Linked DNA regions of Mus musculus: regions 1, 2, 3, 4, 5 and 6 are each linked to region 7. A link is a loop called in an ENCODE intact Hi-C map of the cell type or tissue named here. Cell type or tissue: heart. All regions are shown on one strand. Region 1 has its middle 88 kb from the start of Gm30354. Region 2 has its middle 2.4 kb from the start of Gm15232. Region 3 overlaps Gm36547 (a long non-coding RNA gene). Region 4 has its middle 33 kb from the start of Gm8817. Region 5 has its middle 55 kb from the start of Gm8817. Region 6 has its middle 18 kb from the start of Gm39549. Region 7 holds the start of Tmsb4x (thymosin, beta 4, X chromosome).

Region 1 (4,000 bases), 240 kb before region 7:
TGAAAAATGTTTTCAGTTCCTTAATCATAGATGTCCAGATTGTTGTGGCTTGTTTATCCCTGGATTCATGGTAAGAGACTAGTCTTATTATCAGACACTAAGAGACGCTGACTTCTATGCCACATGACACTACAGAGGATATTTTTGGCGGTAATGCTGACAGCTAGCTTATGTTAAATAGTGGAGAGTCTATTTGGGTGTGTGGTTGATTATAGGTACATGCATGCTCCGGCTCATTTGCATTACAGGCAACTATGGAAATGAACTGCACACTTTTCTCAGAGAAGTCACCCAAACAGTCAACCAATTAGAATTTCTTGAGTACTACATGCCCAGGAAAGGACAATTGTGATGAATAAAACATTGCAGCAAGACCCTCAATCTTTGTAAGAACTCCAAGAATTGTCCTCTAAAACAGATTAAGACAAGGCCATTCCTGGAAAAACACCAACTTTGAAAAGTAGAGGATGGAGACAGGACTAGAAGATGGAAGTGAAATTACAGCCTAAGCACAGAGTAGACTTCACTCACTGCACTGGGAAGTATGCTGTTAGAAATGCCCTCCAGAGGTATCTAGAATGGTCAGGGAACCTAATCTTCTATCCTTACATTAACCAGTAATTGAATGAATGTGGAGGAGCTCAGGCAGCGATCTGATCTTGAATGAGGTTGCTCTCTGCTGCTCAGCAGTCCCCAAAGTTCATCTCTTTCCAACCCGCCCAATAATTTGGGATGAAAAGTTCTCCACTCAATGTTGTTAATGATTAGATATGATCTTTGAAAAGATATCCCCAGAAGGTTTAATATTCTACCTTCACTGTGCATGAATGTGACCTCATTTAGAAGTAGGGTAAATATGACCAAGTCAAGATTATGACAAGTCCTAACATAATATAAACAGTATGCTTATTTAAAAATAAAAATATGTAGCAGGCATATAATTTGGGGTGTTGGAAGAAGTATGATCAGGAATTCAAGGTTATCCTCTGCCATGTAGTGTATTTGAAATCAATCTGGGGCACATAAGACACTATCATACACAGAAAGAGAAAAATAAATAAAATAAGAGGAGGTAGGTGTCATGAAAAGCCAGAGACAGATATTTGGGGGTTGGGGAGAGTGGGGATACCTGCAAACCAAGAAATGCTGAGGATTTCTGGTCATCACTAAAAGATATTTGGAGAAGAAAGATTTTACCCTTGGTCTTAGAGGAAATGTGACCCTGTCAATTTCCAGACTGTAGAATTTTGTCTTTAGCATGTTGAGGGAAGAGATTTCCATTCTTTTAAGCCACATAGTTTGTGGTCCTTTGTTGCCAGAGCCTTAGGAGCCTGCTATAGATGGAGGTCTGGGTGGAAGACAACAAACCCAGTCTCTTAGGATGACCTAAAAAAGCTTTCTAGGTGTGAAAGTACCATGAAGACTGGGACATCTGATTGGTGATAAATGGCATATATATGAAATAGTACAGAATTACTACATGTAAGACACAGACACTGGCTGAATAATGAAATTTCCATGCCTATAGTCTGCTTTTTATTAAAGAGAAAACTGAGAGCCAGAAAAGATTAGTCTCTTATCAACAGCTAGAGATAGGAACAGCTGAAGCCTGTCTCATGATCACTGGGTGAGTCTGGCAGTAGAGTAATACCAACAGAGTCACTGTGGGCTAAGCCCTGTGGGAGACATGGACCAAAAGAGCTGACAAAGAGTCCCTACTGAGGGAATGTGCCTGGAACAAAGCAAACTTATTTCCATTCCTGGAACAGAGCCCAGAATACAGGTCATATGGATAACAGGTTGGTGAGATCATTTCCAGTGCTTTTTGTGACCACGTTTTCTTTCCCAGAATTATATTAACACCATCCACTCAAAGAAGTAGAATTCCCTTTCAATCTTGTAGTAACAAAGCACACCAAGACAATAGAAGATTTTTTTAAAGATGAAAAACAAGAAAAAAGAATGCAACAGGGTTTCATTTGTATAAGTATCCTAACATTAGCCCTGATTTTCCTCTTACCAGATGACAGAATGATTTTCATACTCTGACATCATTAGAAATGTAGCAACTGATCTTGGAGCCAAATTACAACCAAGAGACAAAAATGCACATAAAAGCACGTTTATATTTTGCTTTAAATCAACAACAACTAAAAGTTACTGTATTTTAAAATGTTCATTTAAGTGGTGAACTGACTTTCTGATGAACCGAATCACCTCCCTAGAAAAAGTTTTTCTCCTGAACAGCTCACAATCAACTGGAGAACAGGAAGTGAATGCAGAAGGTTCTTTATAAGGTACCAGGAAAACATCCAGGAAGCTCACTGGACAGCAGGGTGTAAAGAGAAGCTGCAGGCAGGCATCAACTTTCCAAAAAGACTAAACTCTAGAAGTGTCTTGAAGAAAACCAAAACAAACCAAAACAAGTTTCTTGTACAATGGTAGCATTTGCTGGAGGCAGAAGGAAGAGGAGGATCACAAGTTTGAGGCCACCCTGCATTACACTCTTAGTAAGAAAGAAAGAGGGAAGGAAAGAAAAAAAGAAAGGAAGGAAGGAAGGAAGGAAGGAGAGAGAGAGAGAGAGAGAGAGAGAGAGAGAGAGAGAGAGAGAGAGAGAGAGAGAGAGAAAGGAAGGAAGGAAGGAAGGAAGGAAGGAAGGAAGGAAGGAAGGAAGGAAGGAAGGAAGGAAGGAAAAGAAAAGTTATTTCAGAGGGTAAAAGCAAAGAGGTGGCCGGGTGTGGTGGCGCACGCCTTTAATCCCAGCACTCGGGAGGCAGAGGCAGAGGCAGAGGCAGGCGGATTTCTGAGTTTGAGGCCAGCCTGGTCTACAGAGTGAGTTTCAGGACAGCCAAGACTATACAGAGAAACCCTGTCTCGAAAAACCAAAATAAATAAATAAATAAATAAATAAATAAATAAATAAATAAAGCAAAGAGGTGGACACTTTAGGGTTATTATCTGAAAGCTCGGGGGATTGGAGGGACCCATTTCAAGAAATACTAAGTCTCTCAGTCACATTTAGCAGAGTGTATGTGACAAGAAATCCTAAGTCTCTCAGTCACATTTAGCAGAGTGTATGTGACAAGGGTAGGAGGCCACAGAATGTTAGGTGACGTTTGACCATTTCGAGTTTGAACACCATACTGAAGGCAGTACAAAGGTATCAGTGTGAGTCATAGAATGATTGTCAGACGGTGGGGTGAAAAGTAAGGTGGCAATACAGAAGGACTTGGAACTTAGATAACCTTTAGACAATTCTTGTAATGGTCAAACTAAGGAAAGGAAAATCCTTTCCTACGACAATTTTCCAAAAAAAGCAAGCACATGTAATGAGTTTACCTCTAATCTTCATCCTAGATTTAGGATTTTGGTTGAAGAGGCATCCAGCAAAGCTAGGATGCATCCAATCCTTCCTTCCTTCTTTCTTTCTTTCTTTCTTTCTTTCTTTCTTTCTTTCTTTCTTTCTTTCTTTCTTCCTTCCTTCCTTCCTTCCTTCCTTCCTTCCTTCCTTCCTTCCTTCCTTTCTTTCTTTCTTTCTTTCTTTCTTTCTTTCTTTCTTTCTTTCTTTCTTTCTTTCTTTCTTCATTCCTTCCTTCCTATCTTCCTTCCTTCTATCCTTCCTTCCTTTTTTGTTTGTTTGTTTGTTTGTTTTTTGAAACAGGATTTCTCTGTGTAGTTCTGGCTGTCCTTGAACTCACTCTGTAGATGAGGCTGGCCTTGAACTCAGAGATCACCTGCTTCTGCCTCTTAAGGGCATGAATTATATCAGGGCTACAATAATTTATGGTTGAGGTAGAAGTCCTTCAGGAAGACATCAATAAATGAGGCACACAGAAAACAACATTGAGAAGTGAGAAACAGGTATGTATCAAGGATTTTTATTTCAAAATGGATATGTCGTGAAACCCTACTGTTTGTGCAGTGGTAACTAAACTCCATACAAGTGAAATTATTTTTAGAATACTGGGAATTCCCCTGTTGCAGCACAAATAGCAATGAT
Region 2 (4,000 bases), 110 kb before region 7:
TCCATCCCATTAAGATGGCTTCTAAATTTGAATATCCTAAGTCTGGGAGAATCCTAAGTGAATGGCCTTGCTAGGGGTCCCAAGCTCCTATCGGAAAGACTCTTCCAGATCTGTTCTCTTGAAGTCATTAGGAACTCAACAGGCCTCAGATCTCACACAAAAGGACACCTGTCAGTTTTTTCCCTTGGATCCCCAAGAATTGGTGGAGGTTGGTATTTTTTTAGTTGGGTGCCCAGAAGGTAGAAAACTCAAGGAAATATCTCAGCAGAGTAGACACCTTTCCAATGACATTTTCCAGACATTAAAGAAAATGTCTTTCCTCCCATCAACTGCTCTCTTCATATAACTCATTAAGGGGAGGTTGGAACACATCCTCCTGCCTTGAGTTTTCATCTGCAAAATAGAAGAATAGAGTCTCTTTTCTGGGATTGTGGTGGGAATGAAGTTAGGCAATATAGGATAAACAGTAGTCATTTAAAACTCTAGTGAAGTTCGTCACGTCTGTGGATTCCCTACAAGATTCAATCATCTTCCTCAGGCAACACTTCAAACACAGGCGTGGTGCCTCAGCCCTGTCATCCCAGCCCTGGAGAGGCTGAGTTAGGAGGATAGTCTAGAATCCCCATGCCATCCTGTGCTCCATAGTAAATTCTAAGCTAGTCCAAGCTACAGAATGAAGACCCTGTCTCAAAATGTACAAAGAAGGGTGAGCCTGATGCATTTATTTCCTTGACATCCTGAAAAGTGATCTATAAATCTGATAACACATGTAAAATGCAATAATGAATGCAGCATTATGTATTCTTCAACACCCACAAGTTTCATAGATCTGCTTCTGGTTAGAATGATATAGGAAGGACTAACTTTTGTTTTCTATATTTTTTTTCACTTAAATAGTGTGAAGTCAGGGGCTACAATTGAAGTCTGTTTTTGTTTTCTTAAGCAAATTTTGTACACTGGCTCCCTTCGTTTGAAAGCCACAAGATATGTTCCCAAGCAGCTCCATATGCATAAAGATAAGGCTCCTTTGTAAAAAGGAGGCATTAAAAACCCTTCCGGAAGTCCTGCTTTTCAAGCACTCATACCATAAGTGTAGTTGAATGAAGCAACAATATAGCCAAATATAGACAGTACAAGCCACGAAACCTCTCTCATGATTGGCTCCCACCTTTGCCTCAAAAGAAGAACATTGTGGTTCAAATGCTGCAGTCCCAGGAAGTCTTGAAATCAACTGAAGGGCTTTTCAAATTCATTCTTCATTATTTCAACTGGACCCCAGCCCAGTGTCATTGGTGGCTGGAGTGGCCTGAGTCTCAGGTCTAGGGCTGACATTTTCAACCCTTATTTGACCGGACATAATTAGAGGAGAAGCCATACTCCAGTGTAGCTGACATTTGAGCCTCTGGAGCTTTCAATCCCAGGCACGGATTGGATTTCTGTTTCTTTCTTGCGGAGCTGCCAATTTGTACTGTTGTAAACTGAGCAGCCGGCAACCTCTGAAAAGCCAGCTCCAGCTTGACTGGTTTTCAAAGGCCCATTGAAAGCTCGGAGCTTGTAAAAGGATGTGTTCGATGAAGCTTCAGTTGGCCCCTCTAGGCCTGAGCTGATAAGATGATTTGCAGCTTCAGTTTCCGCCAAGTGTTCTAAAACACCGGTGTTTGTTTCAGGCCCATGTAATCGTTTGCTATCTGTCCCACAGCCATTCTTTCCCCTGTGAACACATCATAAGTCCTTCACACAACCAGTGCACAAGCTCAGTAAGGATGAAGGCTATTAACCCCAGGTTTAGTTCATGAGCAACCCAAAGCCTCATTAGATTGCTGTCAGTGAGAGATCTGTGCACCTAAGCCAAAGCTGTACTTCCCTTTCAACCATTTGTGCATGCCTTTCACGGCCTGGCTTCCAGGGTTTGAATAAACAGGAATTGAGCCCCAACTATCCCTGGGGAAGTGGCTAGCTATTATTATCACCAGTGGAAACACAAACAATAGTTAACACGCTACAAAAAACAGAGCCTGGTTGGCTTCACCTTACGGACCACATGACCTCCAAGTTCAGCTAACACGTTTTTCTTTCTTTCTTCCTTCCTTTCTTCCTTCCTTCCTTTCTTTCTTTCTTTCTTTCTTTCTTTCTTTCTTTCTTTCTTTCTTTCTTTCTTTCTTTCTTTCTCTCTCTCTCTCTCTCTCTCTCTCTCTCTCTCTCTCTCTCTCTTTCTCTCTTTCTCTTTTTCACAGTAACGAAGTACAAGCATGCATGCACCTTCTCACAGAAACTTTACTGGTCCACCTCGTCACAGACTCTGACTTCAATATGTGTGGGTTGGAAGAGCGTAGAGAAATTTTGGACAACGTGCTTTTTCAAACTTCCTTTGAATGACTTCTGGACTGATGTCACTATAAAAATCAGTGGCTCTGCCAAAGGGCTCATTTCTCTCCAGAAAGTACTCTCCATCCATCTCTGACAAGTTTTCCGCTTAGATCTAAAATCCCAGGTATGGAGCGTCTCACCATCATTTAAGAGCACTGCATGGCCACTATCAGCCCTAAATTCCAATGATCCTTTACTAACAAAAATAAAGCGAACTTAATATGGCCACAAATTAGTGTAGCCGATTTTGTTGATCTATCAGACAACACATTAACTTTGAATATTTTCATTCAAAGATGTAGGCTTGGCTGATATTAAGAAATATAGTAAAAAAAAAACCTGCAGTCAGAGATATTCATTAGAGAAAAGTGGTCTGCCTCTTAAATATCCTTCAAAAACAATTTAAACACGTGGATGGCATGCTCATACAGTAAGCATAATTGTTAATAGTCATGTTCCAGAAGAATGAGAATATATGAGTAAAATTTCTCACAACATGAAAAGAAACAGAATGATCTGGGTTTGTCTGGGTTTGTCGAAAAAGAAATGTGTGTGTAAGAAAACATGTAGACAAAGAGACCAAAACCATGTCCCAGCACTTGGGAGGCAGAGGCAGGCGGATCAGAAATTGAAAGTCACCCTCAGCTACATATCACGTTTGAGGTCAGCCTTGTGCACATGGGACTCTGTTTCAAATATAAAAGAGAAAAACTACGTCAGAATAGCAACAACAGTTTCTCATTAGCTGAGGGCAAAGCTTATAAAGATTTAATGCCCCTCCCCAGCTATTGAGCTTTTCTATATTGTCCAAATCCCCTATGTGTAAGTGGTTTTACAATGAAAAAGCCCACTTCGGAAAGTAATACCCCACAGGAGCTTGCTGTTCCTTAATGAATTAATAATATGAAAAGGACAGCATACTAACAGCCCAGAAGACAAGATGGAGATGAGACTATCAGTCTTGCATCCATTTGAACTTTAGTCACTCTTGCTTCAAAAAGAACTTTCATGATTACATATTGCATGCACCCTGCCAAAAGCCACGGCTTTCACATTCAGACTAGGGAATAAACAGCTCCCCCAGGCAGACTGTGATGGAGGCGGCTGCTCTTGCATTCTAATTGAGGGACTATGCGCCCCAATGATTCGATTCTCCTGACAGATTAAGAGAATGAAGAAATCACCAGCTGCCAGAGCACAGAGAAGGAAGGGACCGAGCGAGGGCGGCTGCTGTCTGGCTGAGGCATCCTTCTGTTTTCTTGAGTTAACATAGGGGAAGAGAAAGCCTCCAGCCATTGCACGCAACTTAGAGTGCATGCAAGCAAACGGTGCAGTATTCAAGGGAGGGAGGGGCCTTGTAGGCCCAAAGAAAATGCCTATTTTGGGACGTGTGGTTGTGACCACAGTGTTCTACCTTCAGTAAACTGCTCATATTGTGATTAGAACTTTGACACCAACGGCAACTGGGTGACTAGATGCTAATCCTTTTTTTTTCTTTTTTTAAGAGGTTTGAATGTTTTGAGACATGGCCTCAAATGCGTTTTGTAGATGAGGATGACCTTCAAGCTGGATCCTCCTGTCTCCACCTCCAAGTATGAAGATTACAGCCCTGTACCACCACCAAGCGTCTCCA
Region 3 (4,000 bases), 400 kb before region 7:
TCTCCAGCAGGTGGTGGCGGCTAACCTCAGTCCCAGCTGTCTGCAGGACACTTGATCACTTGAAGCTCTTTGTGTGTTTCAGTGTGCACATGTCACCTTCTGCCAGCTCACCCCACCCCCACCCCCTCTCCCACCCTGCAGTTGTTTGCCAATCTGTGGTCTACACCGACAGCTTCCAGGGCTGAGCACAATCACCCTGCTTCAACACTCACAGATGGCTACGCGTCAAGGCTTCTTTTGACTGGCTATTTGGCTTGTGAGCTAGGGCGTGGAGACGATTTGTTGGACAGAGAGGACAGAAAGGAATCAAATCTGGAAGCCTCTGAAAGACTGGCAGCATTGTTCTGGGAGAGAATTAACAGTCCCTAATCAGAGAGAGACTTCATGGGAACACCAGGCATCTCTCTTTCTAAATAAGCTCGATGTAAAAATAACAACGCCACAATTTCAGACTCTGTTTTAGTGTCTGTTTGTTTTTAAGACAGTTATCACTGTGTAGCTCTGGCTGAACTAGAAGAATTCATGATGTACTTCTGGCTTACCTCTTCAGTACAGTACAAGCTGGTCTTGAACTCACAGGCCTCTGCTTCCTGAGTGCTAAGATTCAAAAGGTGCAGCACCACCCCAGGCTAACACTGCTTGCTTCGTTTTGTTTTGTTTTGTCTTTAGCTTGGAACCATCATCTAGACCATGCTAGCAGAAAGTGAAGGTATGTATGTATGTTCAGAAAACATGGGCACTAGTGTGAAGAAAGCCCATAAAGAAGAAAGGCATAAGAAAGAGAACATTTTCTTCTCAGAAAACCTATTAGCAACAGAGCTTTAAAATGTAATTATACAAAAATCAACATAAAATTCACTAAACCAAAAAGGTACAAAATGAAAATATATAATGGTGTTTGTAGGGGAGACCAATTCTTACCTTGCTACACTCATAGAACTGTGATAAGGTATATATATGATCAACATAGTTCTTAAATAAACAGAGAAATAAAAAAAAAAGGAATGCCAAATCCATGAGTCTAAGAACAATCTCCAAGCCAATTTAAAAAAAATGGCACAAAGACCATAAACATCAATCAGTAACCCAAATAACCAATGAAGACACAGTAGCATTATTATTTAAGGAAATCCACCTACAACCAACAGTGGGATCAGTTAAAACCAAGCCATCTACAGCCACTTTTAACCGACTAGTGGTAATGGTTCAGAAAAGGAAATGGAAGTCTCACTGACTGCTCTGGGAGCAGTGTCACAGAGCAGTTCAAAGTTCATTCATTGTTCAGCATCAGGTCCTTTGGTTCTTTCTTCTGTGAAGAATTCATTATGTGATTAGTCATGGCCCATTTCCTCTTCCAAACACAGCATGTATTTTTCCCAGTAAAACATATTAAAAGTTTTAATGATTTATTTTTACATTTATCCTCATATGCTCCCTAAGAATGTACTCCTAAACCATTTTCATTTTCTTGATCGAAAAAAAATGCATCCCACTTAAGCCATATTGCCCAAATAGATTATTCCATAATCTTTGTTCTGGCATTGGTATTATTGTTATTTCTTTAGAGTAACCACCTTGTAAGTCTGATGCTCTTGTAAAATATAAAAATCATGTTTACATATCACAGAAATGTCAAATTGTGAGGAATACTTTAAATACTCTCAAGATTATTTAATACTAAACTAAAAAGTAATGATTCATAAGTCAGAGTCTAAAGTAATGTCAACTTAGTAACATTAGTTAAAGTACCTCTGAAAACTAAGCTGAGTAAGCAAATATGCTTGCCTTACATCTCAGCAACTCTCCTAGATAAATTTTGGTTCCACATACAAGACAACAAATTAGAAAAATGAAAATAGGAAAAATGAGGACAATATATACCTATTAAAAAGCATATATTTAATTATATTAAGTTAGAAGAAATGTGTTTCTATCACACAAATGTATAATATATGTGTTTGAAAGGCACAAAAGAGAAATCATGGAATGCACATGTTTATACGTTGTCTATGATGTCTATGACATATAACACATGTCCTTACTTGTTAGTGGTGTTTGCCTCTGGTGAAAAGATTAAGGAATGAGAGCCATGCATAACTTTCTAAGTCTGTCTGCTCTAAATCTTGGCCACATTGTCATCTGGAATGCAGCTGACACAATTGCTACAATTCCCACTTGTTTCGAAGTATGTGGTCAATGATAGACAGAAGCACATGAAGGAAACCCAGGTGTCTCCTAGGACTTATGGGAGTGTCGACATTTCCAGAAAGAGACAGTCCTGGATTGTTAGAGCCTCCCCAGCATCTAACGTAAGACACATTCTTTGTGGCTTTGATTCAGTTTCCAGCTGTATACTGGGAGCCCGCAGACACCAGACACAGAGGACCAGACAGATCTACACAGGATAGGCTGTCTTTACAAAGTACTTAGCAGCTGTCTGGGAAATCCAGACAAACAGGAGTGAAGCCCTTTCATCAGCAGCACATGCTACACAAGGAGGAGCCAAGAGACCAGATCCCACTAAAAGGAACAAGGATCCTCACTGCTAGTATGTTAGTACATTTTCAAGGCCTTGTCACTGTTAATGCCACTAGTATTATAAGTGTGACATGAAAAAGTATTATTTGGGCAAAATACAATTACTTATTGAGAAGCTTCAAGATAATTAAAAACTGGGAGGTTTGTCTTTATGGGGGGTAAGCAAATGGTTAAAGAAAAATGTCCAAAAGCAAGCAGCTTTCTGGCTCTTCATAGTAACTAGTCCAAAGTTGTATGCAAATGAAAGGAACACGCTTCTTTTAAAAAATATTTGCATGAAACCTTACTTTCAAAATGAATCTGTGCAAGGAAAATGACAAAGTGTTAGAGAGGAGAGACTTAGAGGAAAATATGAATAAATGAATATATCACCAATTCATGAAAGAGTGAATACTAGAGATATTTTTCCAAATTAGCATACTGATTTAATACAAGCACAAGAGGAACTCAGCTGCTCTGTCAGCTATTAAAGCATAATATAAAACCCAGAGACAATACCACAAGGGCATCCTGGTTGAATACTTCTTTTGACAAAAGACACAACATTTCATCGAATATTTTTGTGGGTATTTATACACAAATACATATACAAAGACATTTAAAATGGACAGAAATGAGAACATCATGATATTCACATGAAAATGAATATATTCATCAATGGTAACTAACTGATGGTGGGAAAATCACCCTGACATGTATGAAAAAAAAAGCAATGCATAATAAATGAGGTCTTGTAAACCAGGGGTCAAGAGATTATTCATGAGAACTGAAAATAATTGACTCTCTGTGGGAAAATGCTATATTTATATTTCATGTCATGCAAGAATAAAATGCAAATGCTTTCTAAAATGTTTCATAAAAGCCAAAACCAGCGAGGCAAATAAATGTTAAACACAGAAAATATCTTAAAATAAAGTTCTCAAGTGTCAGAGCAACAAACATATAAATTAGCTGAGTAAATTTATACTAAGTATACAAAAAAGAATAAAGTGTAAAGTGTAGAGCAGATGTCTGGAATACATGCAGGTTTAACAAAATCTTTGGGGGAGGGGAGACATAATTGAGAGGATGACAGTTTTCAAATTGATCAATAAATGTACAGGATTTAAACAGAAATTCCAACCAGAGTTTTCACAGAATTTGACAAGGTGACCACACTTTGCTGATAGAAAAGCAAGAGACAATAATATCTAAACCACTCAGAAATTGCTCTGTGAAATAATGAAAACTTGCCCCCCTCCAAAGGTATTATAACGTGCAGAGTTGGTGAGAGAAGTTTCCACAAATGACAGCAAGAGAGTTAGTACGTACTATCACGTACTCCATCGAGATAAAAGGAACAGTCTAGAGAGCTGGACAAAAAAAAGGAGTCATGAAAACCTCTGAAAAGGAGATAATGGATAGTATCTTTAGAATTCAAAGCCTTCCCAAACAAGCATACAACTTTCCAGTGAAGATGAGA
Region 4 (4,000 bases), 170 kb before region 7:
TGGGACTGCAGGAGTGTGCAAACAGGCTGGACTGTACAATCTTGCTAACAAAATGATTAATACATTACATGGTGGCAGGTGTTGCTTTGGCCCAATGACACAATGCTATCAACCTCAGCTATGTTGTAAGAAAATAGTTCTCTTAAGATTTCTGTGGAGGCATCTGAAAGACTAGATAATTTTTAATTGGTAAGAAAAGAAGTAATGATAGTTAACATCTTGATGGCTGTGTGTATACTCTATTATATATACCTTTTTTTTTCTTGGGCTGAGTGGGGAATGGCATAACGTTTGGAGTATGTATCAAAGTGTCTTGAATTCTATTCTTAGTTTTGTCTTAAAATGAATGTGCTGTGATGAGCACATTAAAAGCACCTTGGAGTCAACTTCCCAATGAAAAAATGGGAATAGAATTGATGCTTTGGACTGGATGCTTGCTACAGTCATTCTAAATCAGGAATTATATATTACTGTGATGCTTTAGCCCCCATATGGTATGTGGACCAGTATCAGGGTCTTACTTACATTGACTACTGGTCAGTAGTGAATTTGTCAAGAGTAAACAGCTAGAAGAAACCTGAGAACACAGTAATGGGCTGGAGGGGAGGTTGAGAGACAGGGTGGAGGTCAAAGCCACGACCTGTTTTTCTGTAAGCCAAGTTGCAAAATCTGCTAGTGTTGTTCTTCTAGATTTCTTCTGATCTCTTAGATGAGATAAGCTAAGCTAAGATAAGTAGTTAGGTGTGTGTGTGTGTGTGTGTGTGTGTGTGTGTGTGTGTGTGTAGATATGAAGGCTAATTTATTATACACATACTTCCTGGTGCAACTGGCACAGGTTGGTCCTTCCTGAGTACTTTCAGAGAAAAAGGAAGGAGTTTGTACTGATACCTTTGCAAGTTATTTTGCTCAATTTTCACAGTTTCTCCTAAAGGCCCACACCCCATTTTGTAAATGTGCAGAGTAATTGAATCCCTTTTCCAAAACAGGCAAGAAAGGAAGGAAGGAAGCAAGCAAACAAGGAAGGAAGGCAGGCAGGCTGTGGCTATAGCTACATTGGTGGTGCTTGAAGCTTGCACAAATTCCTGGATTCAATCCATAGTCTGTCTCTCTGTCTCTAGTTCTCTCTCTCTCTCTCTCTCTCCCTCTCTCTCTCTCTCTCTCACACACACACACACACACACACACACACAGGAGGAAAAGAAACTGAGAAAATTCTTCTGCATTGCCAGACTGCCAAGCCTTATAGTTAGAAAAGCAAAGATGAAGCTCAGTTGTTATGTATTCATTTATTATACTCCTTCAGCAATGTCTATTGCCTTTCTCTGTGCAGTTGTCAGGCATTTTGGGATATCTAGACTTCCCTCTAGTCCCATGGTTCATTCTATTGACAGGTCACAGACTACCTCCTTTAGTTTGTCATCCTTTCTGCTGTATAGGTGATTCAGCCTAAGTGGAAAGCAATTTTACTGAAAACACCTTTACCTGCAGAACTAATGTAGGCATGATGTCTTCACAGCAGTGTGATTACCGCAATGATTGATCAGTTTATATCCCTTGTAAACTCCAGAGAAATTCCTTGCCACCTTAAGAGTTCCCTTACTGGCCTGGAAAATTACATCCATTGCCAGAGTGCTTGCCTAACATGTACAAAGCCCTGGCATCCCCATCACCACATAAATCAAACACAGCAACACACAACTGTAATTCTTGAAATGGGTAGGAGGAGACAAGAAGACCACAATTTCACGATCATCCTTGCCTACTATTGTTAAAACTTCTTCTCAGGGGAAGATGTACACAATGTCTGTACCTTCTCCTAAGGTCCTAATGATAAACTAAGGCTTGATTCCACCACTCTGTACTCTGGAAGCCAATAAGTGTATTGGGCTTCATTACAGAGCATAGCTAAGGGGATATTTACAGGGGTATGAGTGCTCCTTCTCCTAACAGGCTGAACTTAGAAAGCCTTTACCCAACAGGGATGAGAGATTTTCCCCATAGCCACATAGAGGGAGCCCCTTCCCAAGTCTTCCCTCACCTATATACTCTAGCCTAGCAATTCTCAACCTGTGGGTCATGACCCCTTTGGGAGGGTCACATATCTGATGTTTACATTACTATTCATAACAGTAGCAAAGTTATAGTTATGAAGTAGCAATGAAATGATTTTGTGGTTTGAGGTCACCATAACATGAGGAAAAGCATTAAAGGGTCACACCATTAGTAAGGTTGACAACCACTGCACTAACCCCTTCCAGGAAATGGTTGTATATTCTAGTAAGGTTCTTTCAACACTTCATACACCCTTCCATGAAGGGTGTAAACCTTCAATAAGCCTGGCAGAGATAAACATTTTGTAAGGGGGCATAGTTGAACTCCCAAGATGATGCTTGTTAGATAAGACAACAGTCACTCACATCTACAGAGTGAGTTTTAAGCAAGCCTGGAATAAGACCATGTCTCAGAAACAATATAAATAAATAAATGAATAAATGGATAGATAGATAGATAGATAGATAGATAGATAGATAGATAGATACCACAATTAAAGCCTCCGTGTTGGGATAGAAATAGTACTCTGGGCTTTTCATCTAACAATTACCTACTGGAATGTTCTTCCTTACATTACTGAGACTACTATCTAGAAGTCAAGCCTTCCTGGAATAGTGTAGGTCTGAGAAGTCTATACCTTCCAGGAGATGAAGGAAAAACCTGGACATGGGAATTTGCCAAAATTAGACATTTGATGAGATAGTCTTGCTTCCAGCTGGGTAGCTACTCTAGGCTGTACTTAATTAATCTTCCTCTAGGGAGTGTGTTTGAAATACAAGGCAATAGAACAGTCTGGGAGTTGACATGTTTAATTAAGTTGAGGTTTATTTACCATCATCAGTGGTTCTTCTGCCTCCTTGTTCCCTGGATATTGGCATCCCTAAAGACTAGCCTTAACTCATTTGGATCACTTTCATTTTTGTCAGCTTTAAGATTCACAGTCCAGCTATCTCAGTGTGCTAGCTCACACCTGTAACCATGGCCCTTGGGAGACACTGACAGGAGGGTTGGCAAAAGATTGAGGTCAACATGCTCCTGCACAGCAAGTTCCAGGTCAGCTAGGGCTATGTAGTGAATACAGAATGAAACCATTTCTCATGACAAAAGAGAGAAACTAGGGAGATGTTCAGTCAATAAAGTGCTTACTGCATTAAGAAAAAAATGAAATTTAATCACCAAATCCAATTAAAGGCCAGCAAGAGGGAGGCCAAGTCAGGATGATTCCTGGGTTTGACTAGCCAGCCAGTCTAGCCAAAGTGATGAGCTAGAGATTCAATAAGATAGTCTCAAAAATAAGGTAAGAACAATTAAGGGAAACACACATCATTAACCTGTGGTTCTCTCTCTCTCTCTCTCTCTCTCTCTCTCTCTCTCACACACACACACACACACACACACACACACACACACATCAAAATAAGGAGGTTACACCTTCAAAATTTCTCTTTGAGTGTTGGCAAACTCCTCCTGTAAATGAACAAATAATAAGCTTTGTGGAAATTAGTCTTTGATGATGTTATTCAACTCTGCCTCTTCAGTATAAAAGTAGCCATATGTAAAAGAGTTGTCATGGTGATTTCAATAGAATTGTATAAATTCCAAATTTGAATTTCCTACAAGTTTCACTTGCCACAAGATATTAGTTTTCTTTAGGTTTTTCCCAGCCATTTAAAAAATGTAAATAAATAAATAAATAAATAAATAACTCATGGGTCAAAGAAAGCAAGCCTGACTTCAAATTGGGCCTGCATACCAGACTTTGTCATGGAACTTGCTATGTCATGCCCAGGCTGGCCTCTAATTTGTAACAATCCCTTTGTCTCTCTGCCTCTTCCTGTCTTTTGACTTTTCTTCAAATTCTATTCTTCCACTGTCTAATTATCATTAGACATCCATCAGATTTAACATTGCATTTCTTTTTGTCACTTGCCCCCACCATGTGTGAGAC
Region 5 (4,000 bases), 190 kb before region 7:
TATATTCATTTTTATGGTTTTGCATATGAGAAGGTAATTTTATTTATAACGAGATTTCTGATTGCCTGTAAATTTTTTTTAGAGCCCCAAGAGCTATAGTTTGCAATAAAATGAACACCAGTTTTCAGTGGAATCGCTGTAGTTTGCTTTTAAAGTAAATTGGATGAAAATGTAAATCAAGTACTGGCAATTTTATATGTCCAAAGCTCACAGTGTGATCAAAAGCATGTGGACCTGAGTTAAATCCCTAGAACTCCTCCCTCCCTACACACACACACACACACACACACACACACACACACACCACAACATACAGTCTGAGTTTGATGATGATGTACACATGTGTTTACAGTGCTGGAGATGTGGAGGCAAGGAGGTCTGCTGAGCTTACCAGTCAGCCTACTTGACAAGTTTTAAGGCAGTTGTAAAGTACAGGAGAACGCCAGGGCCAAGAAGTGGGAGTGGGTGGATGGGGGAGCGGGTGGGGGACTTTTGGGATAGCATTGGAAATGTAAATGAAATATATACCTAATAATAAAATAAAATATAAAAAAAGAAGAAAGAGAGTGGGTGGAGGAAGGAAGGAAAACAAAATAAAAGAAAAAGAAAACAGAAGAAACGACAGTAAGAAAGGTAGATAGTTCTGAGAGACAGCACTCAAGGTTGGCCTTTGTCCTTCCACATACATGTGCCCACCCACATATAAGCACAAAAATAAAACACATACATAAATGGATGAGGCTGAATTTCAGTAAGAGTTCATTTATGAAAATCGTAGATGGCTGAGAGTGGCTTAAATACACCTTTGATCTTAGAAGCATCATTCAAGTGTGACTGTTTTGAATTTTGTGTACTTTTTGTTTTGTGGTGTTCACCAGAGATTTTTTTTTCTTTTTCTTTTTCTCTTTTTAGAATTGTTGAAATGCTAAAGTGGTCTTAAGAAACAAGAAGAAAAAGAGGAGGAAGGAAGGTGAAGGCAGGGAGGAGTTATCCTAGCTGGTTCAAAGCTTCACTGAAGGGCAGAAACAATGTTTTGGCCACAATACATGCAATTTAAAGGGCCAGCTGTTTTCACTCGCATAGCTAGATGGAAGAGCCAGCCAGTCCCCTAACAAGTTCCAAGCTTCAGTTTGGTATTTCAAAAATAGAACTCATTCCTGGAACATCTCTATCGTTAAGCATTTGGAGGAGTTGTTAAATAAATGTCACAGGCCAAATATGTCACATGTCCAATGCTATTATTGGGTAAAATATGAAAACCTTTGATTTATGTGTAGAAGAACTCAATTTTGTACATGCAAATAAGAACATTGTGTATGGGGGAGAAATGTTGAGAGATTAACCCAGTGAAGGAACAATATAGCTGTAACTGAATGTAGTAGAGAACACTAGAGTACGTACATTGATTCATGCTGGCCCTGTATTACTGTCATAGTTCTGGGCCTTTTTTAATTATTGAACTGTAGCTATATTTCTTGGCCTATGTGGCAGTTCCTTCCTTATCTATAAAATAAAGAGGGTAGATGATCTCATAGGGTTGCAAAGAGAGTATTCCGGGGACCAGAATGGTAACAGAAGGATGGAAACACAGAGTAAAAGAGTAGGCATTAAGGTGTTTGTCCTATAGTCTCCTCTTATTCTGCCTTTTAGAAAAAGACAAGGCATAATCAGTATTTTCACAGTGCATCATAGGTCTGATAGATTATTAAGCTGCGGTCCTGAGATTTGGTATGGCTACTTTCTAGTTACTGTGACAAAATACCTGAACTTAAGAAATGGGCAGCACTATTAGGAGGTGTGCCCTTGTTGGAATAGGTGTGGCCTTGTTGGAGGAAGTATGTCACTGTGGGGGTAGGCTTTGAGGTCTCCTATGCTCAAATTTCATGCAATATGTGATTTCAGACTCCTCCTAGCTGCCTTCAGATCAAGATGTAAATTCTTGGCTCCTCCAGCACAATGTCTGCCTGGATGTTCCAATGTTTCTCGCCATGATGATAATGGACTAAACCTCTGAAATTGTAAGCCAGCCCCAATTAAATGTTGTCCTTTATAAAAGTTGATGTGGCCATACTGTTTCTTCACAGCAATAGATACCCTAACTTAGACACAGCCAGAGAGGAAATGGCAGCTGAGGTCCTCTGGTGCGGGAGCATACACACACATACACACACACACACACACACACACACACACACACACACACACACATACACACACACACACACACACACACATACACACACACACACACACACACACACACACACACACACATACACACACAGTCAATACAAGGGTGGAGACTAATTTTAGGAGTAAAAGATTATTCTAGTTTATAATTTGGGAAGATCCAGTTCATCGTGGGGGAGAAGGCATGGCCTCCAAAACAGAACCACCAGGTGGGGACAAGTGTTCAAAAACCACGAGCTTATGGGCAGTATTTCATATTCAAATCACAGCAGATCTAAAGTCAAATCTCTCAGCCTCTACTGTGGACATTTTGTTCCAGGCAATGTTTTGTTCATTGTGGCTGTTTTGGGTAATAGAAGACTTTTCACAGTTTCTGGTTTTTATCCACTAGATTATTTTAGCACCTATCTTCATCCTTCAAATAATAACAATAAAAAATGTCTCCAGACACTGGTAAGATCCTATAGGGAGCCAGATTGCCTCTAGGTGAAAACTATGTTTCACGGTGACTGTGCAAGCACATCTTGATTTTATATTTTATTTATTTTGAAAGATTTATTTACTTGTGTGTGTACGTGTTTGAGCGTGTGTGTGTGTGTTTGAGCGTGTGTGTGTGTGTGTGTGTGTGTGTGTGTGTGTGTGCCACATGTGTGTGTTTGCCAGAAAAGGATATCAGATCCTGCACAACAGTGGTTACAGTTGCATGTTACCAGATATGGGTGCTGGGAGCAGAAAATCTACTTGTAACTACTAAGCCATCTCTCCAGCTCAATTTTATTTAGTCTTTGTGTGGACAGGGTACAGGAGAGCCCACCTATGTGAAGGGCAGATGATAATATTAGAACAGCCAGTTCTAGAAGTGCAGTCTACTTCCTTTGATGGCTCACTTCTCATTGAGGTGGAGCTCATCAAGTAGGCTAGAATGGTTGGCCATGGAGCTTCAAGGATCATGCTGTCTTAGCTTCCACAGCACTGGGATTACAAGCATGCAACCATGCTTGGGATTTTTAAGTGAGTTTTGGGAACTAAGTTAGGGTTCTCATGCTTACAAGGCAAGTGTTTTTACTAACTGAGCCATCCCACAACCATTTCATTACTCAAGCTGGCCTTGTGCTCACTTTGTAGCCAAGGATGACCTGAAGTACTGGACCCTCTTGCCTCCATCTCCAGAGTTCTGGAATCACAGGCATATGCCACCATACCCAGATTCATATGATGCTAAGGATATAACTTGGGGCTTCATTTGTGGGTCAGGCACTCGATCAAGTAAGCTCCACCTCTAGCCTCAAACACAGCCTCTATCAGCACTACGTGAAGTATAGCCCACGATCAGCAGCAGCATTACTTGGAAGCTTGAGAGAAATACAAGTTCATAGGCCACAATTGGTGCTGATGAGCTCAGATTCTGGAGGACAAGGCTCTCCAGATGTCTCAGATGGTTACTAAAGCTGAAACACCAATGAAGGAGATTCTTGGGGGGGGGGGTAATTGAAGCCTTCCCCTTCCCTCATGCATGGGGTTGAGAATAAATAGAAGTGATCGGAATTTTTAACAGGCAGGGGAGACAGCAAAATGCTGAACGGATATAGAAGGAAGTGCACTTCATCCTCCATCAATGAGAAGTGGGGTGAGGGAGAAGGAGGCCAGATTTTAGTGGCATTTAATGGATGGCCATTAAGGCTTTTAAAATAACATAGATTTGTGAGAAATAAATTCTTTTGGTTACCTACCTGCGCATGCAGTCTTCTTAATATGTTCAAATAATGTGTCTACAATATTAGATGTCAATCACAACAGCTTTAAGTCTATA
Region 6 (4,000 bases), 57 kb before region 7:
TTGACCAACAAGCTTCCATCTCTAGATGAAATTTGAAGCTCCTGAATTTAATGGCATCTTAACCACTAAGAAAAAAAAATTAAGACTTTTCATAAGAGATTGGATGAGGTGGCTCAGTGGATAAAGGTATTTGTTTTGCCAAGTCAGAAAACATGAGTTCAAGCCCCAGGACCCACGTGGTAGAAGGAGAACATCAACTGCCGAAGTTGTCCTCTGATTTCCCCCCCTCCCCTCCACACACACGCATGCATGCACACACACACATCCACACTAAACAAATAAACGGTAATATTTTTTTAATTACAAGATCATTTCATAACGCTAGGCATGGCAGGAGAAGCATGGAATCCAAGGACTCCGGAGGCTGAGAAAGGACGATCATGAGTTCAGTGTTAGCCTAGGCCACATAGCCAGACCCTGTCTCAAAGGAAAAAGAATATTCACAAATGACAGCCGCAATCTTGTGCTGATCTTGTTCTGAGGCAGCTTAATAAAGAAAGACTCCGTACGCTAGAACATTTTTTTTTTTGATTATTGAAAGCTAATAGCTTTATTATCTAGAATGTCTTCTTGCTTCCAAATTCCTTCTGTTTGGAAATTGTCCATTTTCAAGTACACATGTTTAAAATGGACATTACAAAGAGAGGCTGCCCCTTATTCTGTTAGTTTATAATTTGAGAAATAGTTTGCAGTAACCCATCTTTCAGTTTTGAACGTCAGCTATGATGAGTTTAAGAGCTCTTGTTTCTACCCAATTCAGCAGGTGATAGTTTTTAAGTTACTGAGGTGGGTGTCCTTTTTTCTTTCATAAATAAAAATGGGCTCCTTTTTTGGCAGTTCTTGGGGTTGATTCGTTTTGCTCTGTGTTTCTCTTGAGGGTCCTAGTCTTTTCTTTGGCTCACCTTCTGTCACCCTCCCTTAGTTCTCGGTATCCCGAGGGAGAGGAGTTTCCTTTGAATGACATTAACACTTTATAATTAGTCAGGAAGCCAACAAGAACACCAAATGTCCTTTTCCCATCACTGGTGAACAGTTTTGTTTTGTGTTCTGCAACCCAAGCAGGAACTGGTTGGGGATATGACGCCCTCCATCAGAGAAGAGTGATTGATTCCACAGAAGCTCCTGACATGCCCTGCCAGGCTTGAAACTGAACAAGCCTTTCTTTCCAGTCACATGGTTAATGCTTTTGTGCTGCACAGTTTATTCACTCCACAGCTTCCTCCTAAGACACAACAGGGAGAGGACCAACAATGCTTCTGAAAGGCAGAATGCAGAAAGTCCCCAGATTCACAGTCTGGCAGACCCAAAAGCAAGACAGGACTTGGCTAGCATACTTTCCCTCTTCATCAGGTTGTAAGGTATAATTTGCATATAGTAACTTTCACTCGCAGGTCTGGTACTTGGAAGTATATTTTCTATAATCCCTAATGGAAATCACATTCTATTTAAAGCCAGGAAGTCGAGATTGTGTGCCTTTCTGCCCCCACCCTTGTCACAGTGTCTCTGAACTTTTTGTGATCTGTAGAATGTGAGCATGTAAGAGCAAGTTCAGCCTGGTGGTGCAAACTTGTAATCTCAGCTACTCTGGAGGCTGAGGTAGGAGAATTTCAAATTTGAGGCCTGCCTGGGTCTCATGAGACAATACGGGAGAAAAAACAAAAAACAAAAAAACAAAAAAACCTAGAAGATAGCTTTGTGGTTCAGTACTTTCTAGGCACGCACAGGGACCGAGGTTTAATTCCCAATACTAAATAATAATAATGAAGAACCTTTAAAAAGGATCTTTTCTGTGGTCCTAGTCTACAGTTTAATGTTTTAAATGACTCCGCAGAGCCAGTGGGATGGGTCAGCAGCAAAGCCAATTGCCTGACACCATGCCAGATGCCCTGAGTTCAATTCCAATGGCCCACCTGGTGGAAGGAGATGTATTCATGCACACACACACACACACACACACACACACGCACGCACACACACACACGCACACACACACACGCACACACACACACAAAGAGAGAGATAGCCAGACAGACAGACAGACAGATACCGAGATAGACAGAGAGGGAGGCAGAGAGACAAAGAAACAGAGAATATATAGTAAATAAGTAAGTTATTCTAAGCAAATGTCTTCTTGAAAGACTTTTAAGAACATTGTGGTGGAAGTTTCCTGTCTAAAGGAAAAAACAAAACAAAACAAAACACAACTGTTTCTACAACTCAAAGTTCTGTGACAGTCGCTGCTAGAAGAATCTCGAAGCATATTGGAATGAGCAGTTTGCAGACCGTGTTCCTAAGCTAAACTGTGCCTCATGCCTCACTGCTTCTGCCAGTACCAGCCCTATCTTTAATTTGGCTCAAACACTGGGAACAGGGAACCAGGCTTCTCAGCAAGTCCAGGCCTTCTTGGCCAGGGGCCAGATCACTGTGGGTAAAGGCAGACAGCAGGCAAACAAGCTTCCATTCTTCTACCTAACAGAAACAATCTCCTATGCTCTTCTTTCAACCTGATCTCAGCCGAAAGACACCAAGAAGCAAGTGTCCATGATCCTTTGGTTATAGATTTGGGGCTCCATTTCATCAGCATGGAAGGAGGTGTCTGAGCACAGTGAAGGGAACTTCTAGTTCATTTTGCCGCTGTTGTCTCTCCTTCCCCAAATCGAATCAATGAGTGCTCAGAATGAACGCTGTGCATATACCTCCCTGGCAGGTCTATGGCTGGAACTGGAGCAAGGCATCAGGACGAGGCACTGATCTTTAAATATTTGAAAGGTGTTATCCCAATGTAAAATCCTGGCTAGATGTTCACAGTGGACAGAGGAGACTTGTACTCATCCTATGGCCCCTCTCCTCCAGGTGGGCACTAAGCCTAACAGACATGAGAAAGGGAAGGGGATTTCCAGGGAAAGATGACCTCATTCCTTAAGTTCTGGCCATTCCTGGCAGCTTTGTTTTTCCTTTAAGTCTTGTTGAAAGTGGATTTCCATAAGGCCCTTAGGAATTTGAGAGAGAGAAAAAACCGTCAAAGACTAGCTCACTCCAATTTGTATGAGCCTGTCAGAATCTGAGCTGCTCCATTAAGATGACATCAGGTAGTGATTGACCCATTTCTTTGTTTCCAAATCTCACACAGCACATTCTAACCTTCTAACGTATGTCACTTTTGTTTTGTGGTGTTTATTGTCTGCTTTCTCTCATTCAAATGCAAGAGCATGGGAGATAGGACTCATACAAAACAACAATGAATTTGTAACATTACCACCCTTGTGTTCCCCAACCTTCCCATGTCTTCTTCTGTTTATTGCTATATCATATATGTCACCTATGACAGTACCACGGGTGTATATATAAAATCAAAACTCATCGGAGCATATATTTTAAATATGCCATTTCCTGTACACCATTAATATCTCAATAGAGCTGAAAATGCATATTTAAAGCAGTATATTTTAATGTCTATCAAAAACTGTCATGAGAGACCAATGGTCAGTTGAACTTGTTATTTTGGGTCTCATTTTTCTTTTCTCTATGACAGCATCAGGATTTTAATACAAGTTGTCAAGAGTGTATGCGTTATATATTGGTGCTACCAAAGTATTGTTATGCTTGTCATGATCACGTTTTAAGGTTTTATTTCAGGAGCTGTGTTGCTTGGTGTTCCTGATGCTTTGACAAAAATACCCAACCAAAGCAACTTAGGGAAGGGTGGGTTTGTTTAGCTCCCAGCTTGAGAATACAGTCCATCAGAGCCAGAAGCCCTGGCAACACACATGTTAGGCAGCTACTCACACTGTATCCACAATCAAAAGGGGGAGTGCTTAGCTTGCTTTTCCCTTATTTACTTCAGGTCCTCAGCCCAGAGAGACACTGCTCACACTTAGAGTGGGTCTACATGTCTCAACTAACCTAATATGGAAAATTCATCACAAACATTCCGAAGGTTAGTTTTCATAGTAACTATAATTCCTACGAAGTTATTGATCACAATTAACCATCACAGACT
Region 7 (4,000 bases):
TCTATAAAATGACATGATTTCCATTTAAAAACCCTATAAAAATTCTAGAAAGACACATAGCAGCCTCGCTAAGCAAGACATGCTAAACAGAAGTACAGTTACCCAATAAATGTATATGCACAATATGGAATATGAAATATTCCATTATTAAATCACTAGAGCCCGGCGCTTGTTGACTGCAAAACAGTTTTTAATTAACCTTTGCAGGCCATATTCATCATCATCAAACTGTCGACTCCTCCCCCGCAGCCCCCCCCCCCATCCTCCCTGCTGCCCCTCCCTTCCTCCTCCCGGCCGCTGCTCCCCGCTCTGCTCTGCTCCCGCCCAGCCCGTTCTGAAAATGGGTGGGGGCGAACAGCTTACTTTCTTTTGAAGGCAGAGGATTTTTCTCTTGCGTTTCTGTTTTCTTCAACTTCGACTTATCGAATTTCTCGATCTCAGCCATATCGGGTTTGTCAGACATGGTTGCTGGAAGGAGCTGCAGGTACAAAAGCCAAGACCAGAGCTAAGAAAGAGCCACCCACCCTCGCCTCTCCCAGTTCCAAAAGCACACCCCCACCCCGCCGGAAAGCCCAAAGCCTGAAATCCTACTGCCTCTCCCTCTGTGTGCTTTCCTTGTCGAGTCCTCTCTAAAGATCTTCCTCTTTCTATAGGAAAAAAATCTTCCCCCTTAATATTCCCAAAGGGAAGATTCAAAGAACGAAGGTGGAAATAGTCAAAGGTGAGTATTCCCGTATAATAAAATTCACCATTGCGGAATGTTAACATTGCAGCTTTGAAAAAATTAAAGTCTGGATAGATCGAAGCCATTTCCAGTTTAAGTGGGGGAAAGTCTAGTAAAATCTCTTAAAAAGGAGCCAAGGTCGCAATACGCATCTCCGTTTTCTAGAAGGGCTTGCTCTCCAAAAGATGCCAGGCGGTCCAGCTTTCTCCTCCTCACAAAGGCGGGGGAGCTGACGCCGCCAGCTGCCGACCACCGCCCTACTCGCTTCCTCTCCTCTCTCTAGTCCAACAATGCTGCCTTGGCACACAAAACTGCCTCCCCACTTCTCGCAAAAGCATCTTGATCTGCATACAGGGGCCTTTTGACGGCCTTTGCATACATTCGTCTGCAAGGGCTTCCGAATTTTCACGCTAAAGGCCGGGAAGGTTAAACCCGCCACAGATAACAGCCCTCGAAGCCATTAGGCGATTAAGGGGAGCACAGAGCGTTTGAACAAAGGATCTTTCTAATTCTGATTAATTACAGCTAGCTAGGCAAGGGAAAATATTTCGGAGAGAGGGTCGAGGAGAAAAAAAAAACAATTCCCCTCTAAGCTGCGCAACAGAATGCCCAATTTTATGGGGTTTTCTCTTTCTTAATCAAGTTCCCCTTCCCGTTACTCGGCATCTGGAAGAGTTTAGCATCCCCCCCCCCCAATTCCCCGAAACTACCATGCCTTGGACTTGGCTTTAAGGACGAGGAGGATGAGGGGCAAGTGCCTGCGCTGGACAGGCAGGGAAGGACAGAAGGAAGGGGCCCTGGGGCTCACCCGAGCGAGCTGCGCGAACGAGGAGAGTCTGATCTGCTCAGAAGCCGCTGCGGATTGTCGGGAGGGGCGCGGCGAACGCCGCTTTATGTGTGCTTCTATGCAAATGAGGTGATGTCACTCGTAGTCCGGCTTAACTCCTTCGCGCCGCATCTCCGGAAGGGCGTTCGGAGGCTGTCAGACCCCCTCCCAACCCCCACATCCCCATTCACCAGCGCCTTTGAACCACATCGATGGCGGAACTAGAAAAGGAACAAACGCCTTCAAAATGCTTTCCCCCCCATTTGACGTCTATTTTATTATCATGAACTTTTGCAGCAGCCGCCCAAACCTGTTCTTAAGGTTCAATGCGTGATAACTAATGGCCTGAGTGGCACCTAAGGGGACAGGCTTTTCTTTACTTTGAAACCGGCTTTGTCTGCAGCCAACGCCCCCAAGATAGGGTGAGGTGTCCCTCATACAAGAGCTGCTGGGGTCTGATTCCAATGACTCAGCTTTCAGACCAGTGGACAGCCCCACCCGGCCCTCTTTGTCTCCCTCGCTTGTCTCCCCCTTGATTTGAGAGGGCGATAAAGGATCCTTGAGTGGATTTTTAAAAGAAAAGTTTTAGCGCCGCAGCATTTGTATTGTTTGCTATAATTTCCGTGAGCAATCGAGTCAAGTGCCTAACATTTGCTAGGTGTAAGGGGGCTTCAGAGAGAACACAGCCGGCCCCTTCAAAATTAAGTCAAAGTCAACTTCTGTTACTGACTGACAATAAGGAAGTTCATTTTCCTTTTCTTATTTTCATCAATTAAAAGTGATTGCTAATGGGAGCCAAGGATTCCCAAAGACCACAAGTCCATCAGCTCTATTATCTGAGGATTGAAGCTGAAGCGCGAACTAGCTTTTGAAGGGAAGGTTTTCCCTGCAACACATGTGGACGATTCAGGTAGAGATGTGCCGGTTTCAAAATGGCACCTGAGTCCGTAAGTCGCAGGGACCCACTTGCTACTAAAAAGTAATTACAGATACCAAGCTTGTGCCTGCAAGTGGCAGGTGGTTGGAGGTAGCTCCGTAGGATATTTTTAAAAGGGCATCGCTGGGATTATATCTGAGACACAGAGAACTATAAAACATTCCTTCTCCTTTTCTGTGCCCTGGAGGGATGTTTCCAGAAAGCCTTTGCTAAGCATTTTTATGGCAGAGGCTTTGCCTCTCTGGTAATGTCAAGTGTTATTAGGGACCCTAAACTGCCGCTGCTGGAGCAGCTTGGACTTCCCCATTTCTTCATCTACTTCCCTTTTACTTGGGAGGAAGGAGATGGGGGTAGGGAGGAGCAGGTGACCCATGTGGTTCCCCAGTTAATGCTCTACTTGGGAGACTGCCTTTCTGCCCTTTGGATGGGGCCCTAGACCTGTTTGAGCGCGCATTAGATGTCACTTCTCTGGTAACACATCCTCTCTCTCCCCATGTCCACTTGGAGGGAGTTCACTGCATTGTTGAAACACAGAACACATCTTGCAGGGTGCATTTCTGACTTCTGCTTGGCAGCTGCAGTTACACTGACACCATTTCGGTGGGTCATTGGATTCCAGTGTCCCTTCCTTCACTCAGCTGTCACCGTGTACGTGTCTTCCTATGACAAAGGAATGCTATCGCCTTGACCCTGGTTGCCTGTTTGCCTTAGGAAAGATTAGCCCTTACAGAAGTTATGCGGCCAGAGGAGACTGAAGAGTGGAATCTGTAAACATCTAGAATTTTCTACTTTCGTAACAGCGTAGCAGGCAGATTATTTTAGCTGCTGACTGAAAAAGAGCAGGCAGCCTGTAAGAGAGGAAGCAACTTGCCCTGGGAACTGAGTCCTCTGTAAACGGGCTTCCCTTGCCCACTGGGCAGAAAAATAGAAAAGAAAGGGTGATCCGGATAAAATGAAATGCAAATAAGAGGGTTTGTCTTAAAAGTGTCCGGGTCCTCCTGTCGATCATTCTTCTCTTAACTCTTCTCTGTAAAGTGGACAAGTGGTGATAAGGAACTGTAGGAGTTGTGGGAAGATCAAGTTCTTGGGACAATGGCGAGCACTGTGTTCTCTTCTTATTTAAAATAGAAAGTTGAGAAGAAAAGAATAAATGTGTTCTTGTTTGCCATTAACAAAAACCTCAAGTAATTTGGCATTTCATCTCTTATAAAGGGAAATGTATATATTTCATTACATATTTCTGCATAACTAATACTTGACGATATCATTTATCTAATAAATTACCAGTGAAAATTAGATATTTTGTGGGTTTTTTTTTTTTTTTTGCAAATAAAAATAACTCATTTGGCAGAGCATTTGCCTAGACTGCACCAAGCCCTAGGTTCAATCTCTAGTGTGACATAAAACAGGCCTGGCATGACTCGCCTGAAATGCCAGCACCCAGGAGGTAGAGGCAAGAGGATGCTACTAAACCAGCCTGTTTCTTGACACCTAGAAGATAGTATTTGCTCAA

What was found. A loop is a pair of places that touch in the nucleus more often than their neighbours do. Peaks named below come from ENCODE experiments on the same cell type or tissue, not always from the same donor. Only the 100,000 strongest peaks of a DNase experiment are listed, where the experiment ranks them.
Region 1: a loop joins it to region 7, with 3 times the contacts of the local background. A loop is called at or near these places in 2 of 42 quality-filtered maps.
Region 2: a loop joins it to region 7, with 4 times the contacts of the local background. A loop is called at or near these places in 19 of 42 quality-filtered maps.
Region 3: a loop joins it to region 7, with 1.9 times the contacts of the local background. A loop is called at or near these places in 6 of 42 quality-filtered maps.
Region 4: a loop joins it to region 7, with 3.0 times the contacts of the local background. A loop is called at or near these places in 2 of 42 quality-filtered maps.
Region 5: a loop joins it to region 7, with 2.7 times the contacts of the local background. A loop is called at or near these places in 4 of 42 quality-filtered maps.
Region 6: a loop joins it to region 7, with 4 times the contacts of the local background. A loop is called at or near these places in 7 of 42 quality-filtered maps.

Annotation. Positions count from the first base shown.
Region 1 is chrX:166,970,215-166,974,214 of GRCm38, forward strand. No RefSeq gene overlaps it. Among named protein-coding and RNA genes, the nearest start is that of Gm30354, 88 kb to the left of the region's middle. In heart, no CTCF peak of the experiment used is centred here; a DNase peak (open chromatin) is centred at 1,697.
Region 2 is chrX:167,102,548-167,106,547 of GRCm38, forward strand. No RefSeq gene overlaps it. Among named protein-coding and RNA genes, the nearest start is that of Gm15232, 2.4 kb to the left of the region's middle. In heart, no CTCF peak of the experiment used is centred here; DNase peaks (open chromatin) are centred at 1,814 and 3,564; H3K27ac peaks cover 751 bases.
Region 3 is chrX:166,803,346-166,807,345 of GRCm38, forward strand. The region is part of intron 3 of Gm36547 (a long non-coding RNA gene); the gene reads right to left. Among named protein-coding and RNA genes, the nearest start is that of Gm36547, 19 kb to the right of the region's middle. In heart, no CTCF peak of the experiment used is centred here; no DNase peak of the experiment used is centred here.
Region 4 is chrX:167,035,824-167,039,823 of GRCm38, forward strand. No RefSeq gene overlaps it. Among named protein-coding and RNA genes, the nearest start is that of Gm8817, 33 kb to the right of the region's middle. In heart, no CTCF peak of the experiment used is centred here; no DNase peak of the experiment used is centred here.
Region 5 is chrX:167,013,391-167,017,390 of GRCm38, forward strand. No RefSeq gene overlaps it. Among named protein-coding and RNA genes, the nearest start is that of Gm8817, 55 kb to the right of the region's middle. In heart, a CTCF peak has its summit at 2,417; no DNase peak of the experiment used is centred here.
Region 6 is chrX:167,150,453-167,154,452 of GRCm38, forward strand. No RefSeq gene overlaps it. Among named protein-coding and RNA genes, the nearest start is that of Gm39549, 18 kb to the right of the region's middle. In heart, a CTCF peak has its summit at 1,579; DNase peaks (open chromatin) are centred at 1,109 and 2,379.
Region 7 is chrX:167,207,574-167,211,573 of GRCm38, forward strand. Tmsb4x (thymosin, beta 4, X chromosome) reads right to left here and starts at 1,645. Exons shown (of 3, transcript NM_021278.2): 1 at 1,533-1,645; 2 at 364-478. The coding sequence starts at 463. In heart, no CTCF peak of the experiment used is centred here; DNase peaks (open chromatin) are centred at 328, 1,018, 1,598 and 2,848; H3K4me3 peaks cover 3,116 bases; H3K27ac peaks cover 3,108 bases.